3 separate regions of the Homo sapiens genome follow, and all the other regions are linked to region 2. Evidence: chromatin contacts called from ENCODE Hi-C or POLR2A ChIA-PET data. All regions are on one chromosome and are shown on one strand. The core of a region is the stretch at or near the end of the contact, and the rest is flanking DNA. Distances in the headings are between cores, read along the strand shown.

The links. Hi-C counts contacts between places; a loop is a spot of excess contacts on that map. ChIA-PET counts read pairs that join two places held with the same protein, here RNA polymerase II (POLR2A). Pooled maps may share reads with other maps.
Region 1: a pooled map shows a loop between it and region 2 (10-fold over the local background). The contact joins the promoter of PCCB here to the promoter of MRPS22 in region 2. A Hi-C loop is called at or near these places in 5 of 50 pooled maps.
Region 3: a loop to region 2 is called in a map of naive thymus-derived CD4-positive, alpha-beta T cell, with 24 times the contacts of the local background. The contact joins the promoter of DIPK2A here to the promoter of MRPS22 in region 2. A Hi-C loop is called at or near these places in 1 of 168 maps with a recorded cell type or tissue (naive thymus-derived CD4-positive, alpha-beta T cell) and 6 of 50 pooled maps. POLR2A ChIA-PET finds 5 or more read pairs at or near these places in 1 of 52 experiments (OCI-LY7).

The regions. Positions count from the first base shown.
Region 1 is chr3:136,248,663-136,252,363 of GRCh38, reverse strand. It overlaps PCCB (propionyl-CoA carboxylase subunit beta), which reads right to left and starts at 2,024. Exons shown (of 15, transcript NM_000532.5): 1 at 1,806-2,024. The coding sequence starts at 1,988. RefSeq lists enhancers at 1,550-1,599, 2,230-2,289, 1,519-2,385.
Region 2 is chr3:139,341,536-139,345,318 of GRCh38, reverse strand. MRPS22 (mitochondrial ribosomal protein S22) reads right to left here and starts at 1,299. Exons shown (of 8, transcript NM_020191.4): 1 at 1,121-1,299. The coding sequence starts at 1,292. RefSeq lists enhancers at 692-811, 822-921, 898-1,192, 1,152-1,241.
Region 3 is chr3:143,969,521-143,973,331 of GRCh38, reverse strand. DIPK2A (divergent protein kinase domain 2A) reads right to left here and starts at 1,509. Exons shown (of 3, transcript NM_173552.5): 1 at 343-1,509. The coding sequence starts at 999. RefSeq lists enhancers at 1-33, 1,042-1,622, 1,674-1,763, 2,034-2,143, 1,623-2,203 and silencers at 184-423, 914-1,563, 1,894-1,943.

The DNA.
Region 1 (3,701 bases), core at 775-3,274, 3.1 Mb after region 2:
GAGGCAGGAGAATTGCTTGAAGCTGGGAAGCAGAAGTTGCAGTGAGCTGCTGCACTCTAGCCTGGGCAACAGAGTGAACTCTGTCTCAAAAAAAATAAATAAACTTACACCCTTTGACCCACTAATTCCTCTTCTGGGAAAATCTACGGAAATGGTCAAAAATTGTTTTAAAAGGGGTGCAGGGCCGGGTGCAGTGGCTCACACCCATAATCCCAACACTTTGGGACGCCAAGGTGGGTGAATCACTTGAGGTCAGGCGTACAAGACCGGCCTGGCCAACATGGTGAAACCCTGTCTCTGCTAAAAATACAAAAAAAAAGTTGCCAGGCATGGTCGTGGGCACCTGTAATCCCAGCTACTTGGGAGGCTGAGGCAGGAGAATAGCTTGAACCTGGGAGGCAGAGGTTGCAATGAGCCAAGATCGCACCATGGCACTCCAGCCTGGGCAACAAGAGCAAAACTCCGTATCAAAACATAAAAATAAAAAGGGGTGCAGGAGGGGGTTCATATTAAATCAGCCTCCTAAGTTAACTTTGGCAAAAGAAAAACAGCTTCTGGAGGCTTCATCTAAACCTAGTAGGATCTACCTGGGAAAGGGCTAGGCGATGTTCCAGGGAAGAATTGAGCAATAGGCCCCAACAGAAAGAGTGTACAGGAGCACTGACAGGCCTTTCCAGAGGATGATCTAACATCTCCCTCAGCCCTAACAGAGTAGGTTAGAAGTAGCCCCAGGGGAGAGAAAGCACTCCTAGCACCACAAACCATCACTAAATTTACATTTCACTCTCAAGTGTCAAAAGGAACTGTTACCTTTGGACCCTTGTCAAATGCGAATTTATGACATCTGAATCAATATTAGACAAATATAGAGCTGTTCAAATCTCCTCACTTTAAGACCCCATCCCTCCCCCAGTGCCTCCCTCATGGTTGTGAGTTGTGCCTGAATACTCTTCATCTGTAAGAGTTTCACTTCTGCACCTTCCCGTTGGTTAATTCGTTCAGCACAACGGTCCAGACTCACCCACCAGTCACGGACACACTGGGCAAGCCTGGTTTCAAGTCAGGGATCACCTCTCCAAAATGGGCCGCCCAGCTTATCTCTGAAGGCCAGCTGGATTCTCGCCTCAAAACCCAGGCGGTGGGTGGCAGTGTTTCAACTGCTCAGTCCAGCCAAACATCGAGAGTAGCCTGCGCACTCCCAGAAAGGCCACCTGCTTCCGACACGTGCCTTTGCTACCCATCAAGGCGAGGCATGCTAAGGCCCTAAAGAGCTCGACCAGGCATTCTGCGGGCAGAAGTTCCACAAGTTCCTGCACGCGCACATCCCCCATTTCATGTTAGTGGAGTATGCCCAAGTTCAGTTTTCCTGCTTCCACAAAGGAGAAAGAACCTACCATCACTCTTTCATGGGGCACGAGAATAAGCACATGGTTTTTACTGAGCGCCTATCATTTTGCTATCTATGGTCTAACGATACACTTGTGAAGGAAGAATTATTATTAAAATGACCCACAGAGATTTAATAAGTTGCCCAAAAGCTTATGTTAAGTGTTGAGCTGGCTAGAGACGAGCCAGATCCGTCTAAATCCCAAGGGTTAAACAGTATGAAAAAGCACACAGGTGCTTCTGCTGGTTATACCCGCCTCCACGAGAAACGCTACAGGTTTTCAAGGTGAACACCCTTGCTCCGGCCCCTCCAGGCACCGTGCGGATTGGCAGGGAGGCCTCGGACGCCGCAAGCCGGGCACGCAGTGATAGGTCGCGGACGCCAGGGGCGGGACTCACTTAGGCCCCTCAGGACTCACTCGCTTGTGCTGCGCGTCAATACGGCGTTGGCCCCCTCCCAGCAGCGCGGTCCGGCGCTTGTTTTCGATGCGTTCGTTAACAGAGGTGGCCTGGCTGCAAAGGCTGCGGACCGCGGCGCGGAGACCGCTCGCCAGAACGCTGAGCCTTGCCCCGACCGCCGCCACCCGTAATGCCGCCGCCATTTTTGCTGTGCCGGCGCGTCCCCTACCGGCGCACCTGAGTACGCATGTGCTAAAGCGTGGGTACGGCGCTTGCGCAGCATCGGCTGGCTGTAGGGAGCCGCGGGGGCTGGACTACAGAACCTGCTTGGGAGTAAGGCGTGAGAGTTCGAGACCCGGTGCTGCCCGAGGAGGGTCGCGCAGAGAAAAAGTACAGGGCCTGCCTGGCTGCACAAAAAAGGGACATAGTCCTTGCTCTTCTCTGACCACCTAGACCCTTAACTTTGTCGTCCCACTTCCTACAGAAAATGATTATAAGATTTAACCAACATTTATTAAGCATTGTGCCAGGTGTTGCTTTTTGCACTTACCATGCACTAGCTTACTATCTGGATTTCACAGATGAGGTAAATCAAGCACAGAGAGATGAGTGATTTGATCAAGAGGCAAGACTGAGGCCGAGGTAGGTGAGCCCAGGAGCCCAAGACCAGCCTGAGCAATATAGTAAGACCCCACCTCTACAAAAAAATTAAAAATTAGCTGGGCATGGCGGCTTGCACCTGTGACCCCAGCTACTCGGGAGGCTAAGGCGGCAGGATGGCTTGGCCCAGGAAGTCGAGGCTGCAGTGAGCCGTGATTGCATCACTGCACTCCAGCCTGGGCAAAACCCTGTCTCAAAAAAAAAAAAAAAAAAAAGCCAAGACTGACAATGTGGTTGGCCAGGATTCAAACTCAGAGACCTATCATTAATATGTGCCAGATAATGAGCACAGGACCCTTAACCTCTAATCAGTAGTTCTCAAAGTATGGATCCCATTAAAGAAAAAACTATTCATGACACTTAATTATTCATGTTTAAGAATGGTAAGGCAAACTTTATTCAGGCCCAATCTGACAGAGGTAGGGATAGAGTTTTGCCATAAGTCAGAGCGATTGGGCTGAATATAGCAAAGTGGTAATTTATAGCTAAGGGGCAGTGTGTGGAAGTCAGTGGATGGAAAATTACTAAGAGGAAACATTGGCGGGGAATCTGGCTAAATTGACCTAACAGGATTCCTGCCCAAGGCAGGTCAGGGTAACTGAACATCACCTGGGGGATGGTGGCGGTATGGGTCAAAACCAGATATGGAGAGTAATCAGATATCAAGAATGGAGGATTCTGGCTAAACTGACTTGGCAAGTTTCTTGCTAAAATGGAATTCCACAAGGAATGACATGGGAGCCCACACTCAGGCCTAGTCAAAGAGAGAGCTCAGAAGAGCCTGACCAATGTTTGATCAAGGAGGGAATCTTGTCAATCCAGCAACTTCAGTATCACCTGGGAGTGAGTTGGAAATGCAAGCTCGAATTCTCAGAACTTACTCCAGACCTTTAAATCAGAAACTCTGGGGCTGGGGCCAGCCATCTGTTTTAGCAGATGACCTTTAGGTGATTCTGATCTGCTTGCTAAAGTTTAAGAACCACTGCTCTAGGAATTTGGAATTGTACTGTTGAGAGCTTGACCATCTGTTTCTCCCACTAACAGGCAGGTCTTCAAGACAAAGAACATGGTTTATATTTCTCATTTTTAGCCACAGAAAACTGCTAAAGTTGATCATGAGCCCTTCCCAGATCCAGCTCATAGCCAGGGCCTTCATAAAGTACAAATTCTGACCTATGACCTTAATGTTAATGCAATTCAACTCAGAAAACATTTTTGAGCACCTACCATGTGCCAAGAACTAAACATCAGTACTG
Region 2 (3,783 bases), core at 50-2,549:
CCATTCTGGCCCCACTACAGATCATTCTCCACAGAGCAACCAGAGTAATCTCTTTAAAATGTAATCAAGATTACTCCCAAGCTTAAAATTCACGAATGGCTTCCAACCTCATTTAGAAAAAAAGTTAAGGTGGTCTGCTTACCTACACTATGTCTCTCACTAAGTGATGTGCTCTATGAAGACCAGACCTTGTCTTATACTCATCTCTGGCACCCAGGGTTCCTCAGGGTATCCAGCACACAGCAAGTGCTCAGCACTACTCTCTCCTCAGTCTCACCCATTCACTCACCTTTAGTTACCATTTTTACTCCGATGTTCCTCACTTTATATTTAACTCCATACTAAACAGTTGACTCTTAAAGTCACCTCAAATTTAATGTGTCCCAAATAGGTTTAATTCCGCCTCCTTTCCCATCTCCTGATCTCATCTACTCCTGCACTACCCCCGCCCCCAAAATAACGGTTCCAACAATTAATTAATCTTCTTCATCTTGGTGTAAATGGGACAACCCTCTATTCCAATCAAAAACTTAAGAAACAATCTTAATTTGTCCCTTTAAACTCATATCCAAAGCCTTAATCAAGCCTTATCAATCCTACCTCCAAAATGGGTTCCCAAATATCTGTGCTCAGTCTCATTTCTGGACATCTGCTACTGTCCCCTATGCTTGAGAAGCTTCTTGCTTTCTCCTTAGCATGGCTAACCAGATCTCAGCTTTGGTCATATTTGCCAGGAACCCTTCCCTGACCTTCCAACCTAGTTTGAGTGCCTCTCCTGTGTGCGTCCCCTATAACAACCCGGGTCACACTGCACTGCCAATTCCCCATGGACATGAGTTCCCACAGGGAAATGTCTGTGTCAGTCTTAGTTTGCCATATCCCACAGAGCTTAGCACAGTGCTCTGCACGGAGCGGAACTCAGGCACTGTAGTTGAGTGAGTGAACGAATGAACAGATATGCAGGTGATGACAAACTCTACAGGTACAGAAGGAAGACAGCTGAATCTGAGGAAGCGCTAGGATACGTGTCGCGGGGGCTATCGCGTGGTTTTCGCCTGCCAGAAACAGGATCTACGTCTCCCAGAAGAACGCCCCAGCGAAAGTCCGGAAGGTCACTTACCGGCCTCGGAGCTGAACCGGCGGCGTGGCAGCCCCATCTCGAAAGAGCAAGGTAGCGGTTGGAGCAGGCCACCGTGCCAGGGCTGGATTCGAGCCCGGAAACAGACCCGTTCCACGCCCGGAGAACTCCTCAAGAGGCTCCACAGCAATACAGTTGTTCCGAGGGGCGCCATGATTATCAGAAGCCACTTGCGCCGGAAGTGGTTGGGAGGGATTCCGAGTCACACCCAGTTCTTGCAGCACTCTGGGAAATGTAGTCTAGTTAAAGGCGGAAAGGGCCGGAAGTCTTCCGGGCCCTTATAGATTGTTTCTTCTAAACTACTTATTCACAAGTAGACGGTGTTTATGTCCTTCCCTATGCATAAAGTTAAAACTTACACCTTTTTCCCTATATGCTCTTTTTCCTACCCGTTTCCATCGTTCTAAATAACAAATTTCCGGCCAGGCGCCGTGGCTCACGCCTGTAATCCCAGCAGTCTGGGAGGCCAAGGCGGGCGGATCACCTGAGGTCAGGAGTTCGAGATTAGCCTGGCCAACATGGTGAAACCCCCGTCTCTACTAAAAATATAAAAATTAGCCAAGCATGGTGGCGGGCGCCTGTACCAGGAGAATCGCTTGAACCGAGGAGGCAAAGGTTGCATTGAGCCAAGATCGTGCCATTGCACTCCAGCCTGAGCAACAAAGCAAGACTCCATCTCAAATAAACAAACAAACAAACACTCTAGCCTGGGTGACAGAGTGAGACTCTTGTCTCAAATAAATACATAATTTATGTATTCCACTTCCTGCCCAAACCTTCTCCCCCATCCTCAGGTTTAAATCCAACTACTTCTTAAATTTCTCCATCCACACTGCTCACATGCACCCTAAATCTAACTCCTGACTCCAAGCCCTGATTACCACCACCACCACTGCCACTGCCAATTCATACACCTGATTCTCTGTCTCAACACTTATTCCTTTCCTTTATAGCCCATTTTATAATCTGTTATTTTGCTCTTTATCTGCTTATTTCTTTTTCTCACCCCATGAACACAGTGACTCTACATATTTTATTGCAATATCACCTAGCCTAGTACATCTACGTGCACAGCAAACTTTTGTTGAATAAATGAATGAATGATTAAATGATTCTTTACATTTTTTCCAGCTATCCAGGATGTGCAGGTCTTATCCTTCTCTAGACTATAGATTGGTGCCTGTGCTAAGCACTTATCCCAAGGCCTGGGAAAACAGGGTGTTAGTAAACTCTTGTTTGACTTAGCTGGATGAATAGACTCACCTTCCAGCCTCAGCTATTTTCCCCCAACTTAGCATTAATATTAACAGTGCTGTTTATGAACTCATTCCCTATTTGGGAGGGGAAGGGAGAGCACTAGGCTTGGTGCCTATTTAGGCAAGTCTGCTGCCCTGCACTTCCCAATGCTTACACCTACATGATAGCAGGTGTCAGAGACTAGTGGCAGGATGAATGCAGGTGTCTCCCAGCCCATGCCTTTTCTCTGAAAATGAACCCTCTACTTTCTTCCCATAGCTGAGGGAGCAGGCCTCAGTGGCTATGTTTTTCCTGTAAACATCCTCCTGGACACAGCTGATTGGACACTTAGTGCAGGATGAATGAATCCATTGGCTGCTGTATTAGCATTAGTTTCCTGTGGCTGCTATAACAAACTACCACAAATATTATGGTTTAAAATAACAAAAATGTATTCTTTCACAATTCCGCATGAGAAATCTGAAATCAGTATTACTGAGCTGAAATCAAGGGAGCTCTGCTCCCCTTAGAGTCTATCTCTGGAGAAGAATCTGCCCCTTGTCTCTTCCAGTTTCTGATGACTGTAAACATTCCTTTGCCTGTGGCTGCATCATTTCAATCTCTGCCTCCATCTTCACATCAGCTTCTCTTCTTCTATTTGTGCCAAATCTTCCTCTGTTTTCTTCTTATAAGGATGTATGTGATTGCATAATCACTGACCCACCCTGATAATCCAAGATAATCCCCATTTTAAAATCTTTAACTTAATCACATCTGCAAAGACCATGTTTCCATATAAGGTAACATCCACAAGTTCCATGGATTAGAGTGCAGTTATACTTGGGAGGAAGTATGGGGGCATTCTTCAGCCTACCCCAGATGACCAGGCACCAAGCAGATTTTTTCTCAATAATTCAAACTATGAGACATAGAATAGTCGACGGTGGAAGCTTGAAGTGAATAACTAAGTATTTAGGGTTTGGGCTGAAGCAGCCTTTTTCAGCAATGTGCTCACTGATGAGTGAGCAGGGAAAAGCCACTCTGCAGAGAGAGGCAGGAAAATGGAGCAGATCCTCAGAAGCAGAGATGGGAGAATATGTACGGAGAGAGATGGAGAAAGGTGGTGTCTTGGCCAGAGAGCTTCCCACTTTCCTTTCAATGACCTCTTTTACTTGGGGTACAGTGAGTTTTACTGATATGGAGTAATGAAGATTCCTGGTTTAAGCTATAACCTCAGGCAGATGCCCACATCTTTCAGAGCCCCAGTACCTCACCTGCAAAATGGGCATAATGACAATACTTATCTTGCAAACTTTGAGAATAAAGTACTTTCAGGATCTGATGTCTGGTGTTTCATAAAGATGGTGTGAGAAGGTTGTGTGGTGGCAAGTCAATTACTTTCTTTTTTT
Region 3 (3,811 bases), core at 260-2,759, 4.6 Mb before region 2:
TAAAAGCAGAAAGGCAGGGTAGAGAGCGGAAGGAAACTCGCAGTAGAGACATTTTGGGGAGTGTTAAGAGACGCACTCCCTCTGGCGTTGAAAGATCCACAGTCAAATCCGAAATGCGCCCGAATCTAGGTAACAAGAGCAGACTCTCCATCAGCGGGGTCGCCCTCGGCCTCCCTGCACAGCCCCGGGGCTCCCCCGGAGACGCCCCTTCCCACGCCTGCAGCCTGGCCCAGCCCGGCCGAGTCCGAACTGGCGGCAAGCGCTGGCTGAGCCACTTCTCCCGACTCTGATTCCCACGCGCGGCCCCTCCCAGGACGCCCCCTGCCCTGGCTCCGCGCCTACCTGTAGCACCAGCGGCTCGGGGTTGAAGGCCAGGGTCAGCAGCAGCTGCATGCGCTCCGAGTCCTTGAGGTTGCGAAGCAGGAAGCTGCCCGAGTCCTTGGTCTCCGCGTAGCGGCGCACCAGGCGGTCGAGAAGGCGCTGCGAGGGGCAGTGCACCAGGTCCGACCAGCCCTCCACCGCCTCGGGCGTGAGCAGACGCACGTCGCCGTTGAGGCGCGCGAACTCGGTCCGGGGCATGGCCTGCAGCAGGTCGCAGCGGGGCCGGCCGGTGGCCCGCTTGCAGATGCTCTGGTCGAGCTGCGCCAGCTCGCGCTGCGAGCCGAGGCGCTTGAGCACCACTCGGCGGCGGCCGCCCTCGCGGGGCTCGCCGTACTGCGCGAAGTACACGTTCTTCACGTTGAGGAAGTCCAGCAGGCGCAAGCGGCCCCACGCCTCGAATACCACCTGCCCGTTGAGGAAGCGGCGGCACCAGCTCGTGCCGAAGCACGCCGGGCACTTATTGAGCTGCAGGAAGCGCCGGTCGGTCAGTTCGTTGCGCTGCCAAGAGGCGAGCAGCGACGGCGAGTGCAGCACCATCAGCACCAACAGGCTGCCCAGCGCCGCCAGCTTCAGCGAGCGGGACAGGCGGCCCAGCTTCGGGGGCACCAGGCGCCACATACCGCCCGCCCGCCCGCAACGGGAGGGCGAGGGCACCCCCGGGGCGCCCCCGCCGCGCCAAGACCCGGAGAGCTACCGGCAGGAACCCCGGGCGAGAGAAGGAGCTAGCGCGCGGGCTGGGGCGGAGGGCGGAGTAGGTGTGTGAGAGAGGAAGACGGGGAGCGGGAAGGCGCGGGCCTGAGCGGGCTGCGACTTCTCCCAGTCACTAGTCTCCACAACTCTCGAGCTCCCTCCTCCTAGCTCCCCGCCCTCCGACTCCGGCGGCGCCTCCTCCACGCCAGCCAAGTTATAGAGGAGCGGGAGGGGGAGGGAGCGCGGGGACCCGACGGTCGCGCGCCCGTGCCCGCGCGCACGCGCACTGCTGGCTTCGCACAAGAGCTGCGGCGGCAGCCAGCCACGACAAGTGGGGTCTGCGAGGAAAGGAGGGACTCACGGAAGGGGAAGAGGAGCTAGGATGTCTCACACCCACAAGCAGCAACGCACGTCTCAGAGCCGCACACCCTTGCTTGTGCGCGCTGGCTCTCCTGAGACCAAGAAGGGGAGCCGGGGGCGGGGCCAGAGGGGCGGAGCGAGCGCGTCGCGCGCCGCCCGGAAAGCGTAAGCGGGAGCTCGCGGGAGCGGGTGTGGGGGCGGTTCAGAGAGGGGGAAGCTCGGGCTCTTGAGGTGGGGGCATGAACTCGCGGTTTCTGGTTTCAGAAAGAGTCTTAATTACAGTCATCTTTTATGATTATTGTGGTTTACTGGTGCGTTCCTTTCACTATTGTGGAAACGGCCCTTTAAGGGAGGAGGGAATAAGAAGAAATGAACTGAGGAAGTCTATTGCAAATCCTTCCCTCTGGACGGCGCGCGAGGCGGAGGCAGAGCTGGCGCGATTGCCTCCCCTCGCCTTATATGGGTTGGGTGCGCGCCTGGGGGGTGGGGCGAGGCCGGGGAGTGCCCGACGGGGGCTTGTGTTCCCCTCAGCTCGTGCTCCTCGCGGTAGGGGGTGGGGCCTGTGAGGAAGACGGTGAGAAAGGCTCGAGTAGTGGCGGGTTTGTTGGAGCTTCATCTTTGGGGTTGTATCTGTAAAATCATTTAAAATTTTCTTGAGTGAGCACAAAATAAAGTTCTCAAGCCACCGTGTTAAAGGGAAAATAGGATGAAGGGGAACCGACGCGGCCTGGTGTCGCCAGGACGTCTGCCCCAAGCGCCGCGAAGAAGCCGGGAAGAGTTTGCCAGGCTTGCCTCTGCTGCCCGCCGGCTGCCCTAGCCCGTCCCCGGAGCCCTGCGGTTCCTCTCCGCAAAGCTGATTTCCCGGTGCCGCCCCTGAGGGTCCCTGAGGAGCGGGCCGCGAAGCGTTGCCCTGGCGGTAGCCATGGGGACCCGGGGCTGCTTGGTGCTCCGCACGGTCACGTTGACTCAGTCACCCCAGACTGCAAAAGTAAGGCGCAGATGCCGCACGAAAGCACTGTGTTTAGGGATAAGTTTCAGGGGACCCGGACTGTTTAGCAGTAGCGCTAGTAGATACATTATTATGCTATTCACTTTTAGTGCTAGAGTAGTTAAAATGAGAAGTGATTTTTAGTCTGAGGGACAGGTGGTTCCTGATACGTTATTAAACAACTGAGTCTTAACTGAGTTAATTTTAGGGCTTGAACAGTGCTTTTAGAAGACCATGGTAACTGGCATGTGTAGATCAACTCTACAGCGGGTTAATAAGAAACATCTATACCAGGTTATCAAAAGTAACAATACTTTCAGTATTGTTTAATTGTAACAGGTATTTGTTACAAATTCTTATAAGAACTCAGATTTTGAAAAAAAAACTTTGAGAAATTTAATAAATTCAAAATAGACGTGATTTTGTAACGATTTGCATTGAATACGGACAGACAAATTGAAATAATATTCAAAGCTTTCTAGAAATTGACTTACTGTACTTAAGTTTGGCTACTTCTGCCTAGTGCCTTATGCCGCCTTTGGTGGGAATTTTATTTAACTTGCTTTCAAATATCCCCAAACTCCATATAATATAGAGTTAAAAGCTCAAGTGAGATTTTCTTAGGAAAAGGAGTTTGGTGTGATGGTTCTGGAGACCTGTGCTGTAGTTCAGCTGTGAGGCTGCTGCTGCTGCTGAATTGTAAACAAAGCAAGTTATTACTTAACTACAAATTTCTTCTTTCTGACATCTTTTCTATATGCCTCATAAATTTGTTCGATTAATAGTAGACAATCTATTTAGAATTGGTTTAAAACAATAAAAGTACTACATAAGTTGCCATTAAACTGATTAAGCTGAGAGAACCGGGGCATAGTGAGACTATTTAGGTAACTAGTAACAGGATTAAGGAGGTACCTGTACTGCTTCTTTGTATCGAATAGGTCTTTGGAGTTCTTAAACTATTCTCAGCCTCCAGATGCTTGGAATTGTATAGGCATCATTTGAAACATGGAAATAAAACACGGTTACTAGTCTACACAATTTGAATTTTGAAAAACATTTGCTCTGCATCTAAGTAGTTTACATTTGTTTAAAAGCTCTGATCTTTTCAGTTAAATTTTCTAGATGTTTATCAGGAGAGATAGTTTTCAAGAACTTAATACATTCATCAAAAGGAAAAAAGTCTTAGAACTATACAAGATAAACATATAGTGTTCCAAAGTGCCATATTAAGGTTTGCAAAATATCTCTTAATTGGGGCCAGGCACGGTGGCTCACCCCCGTAATCCCAGCACTTTGGGAGGCCGAGGCAGGCGGATCACGAGGTCAGGAGATCAAGACCATCCTGGCCAACACGGTGAAACCCTGTCTCTACTAAAAATACAAAAATTA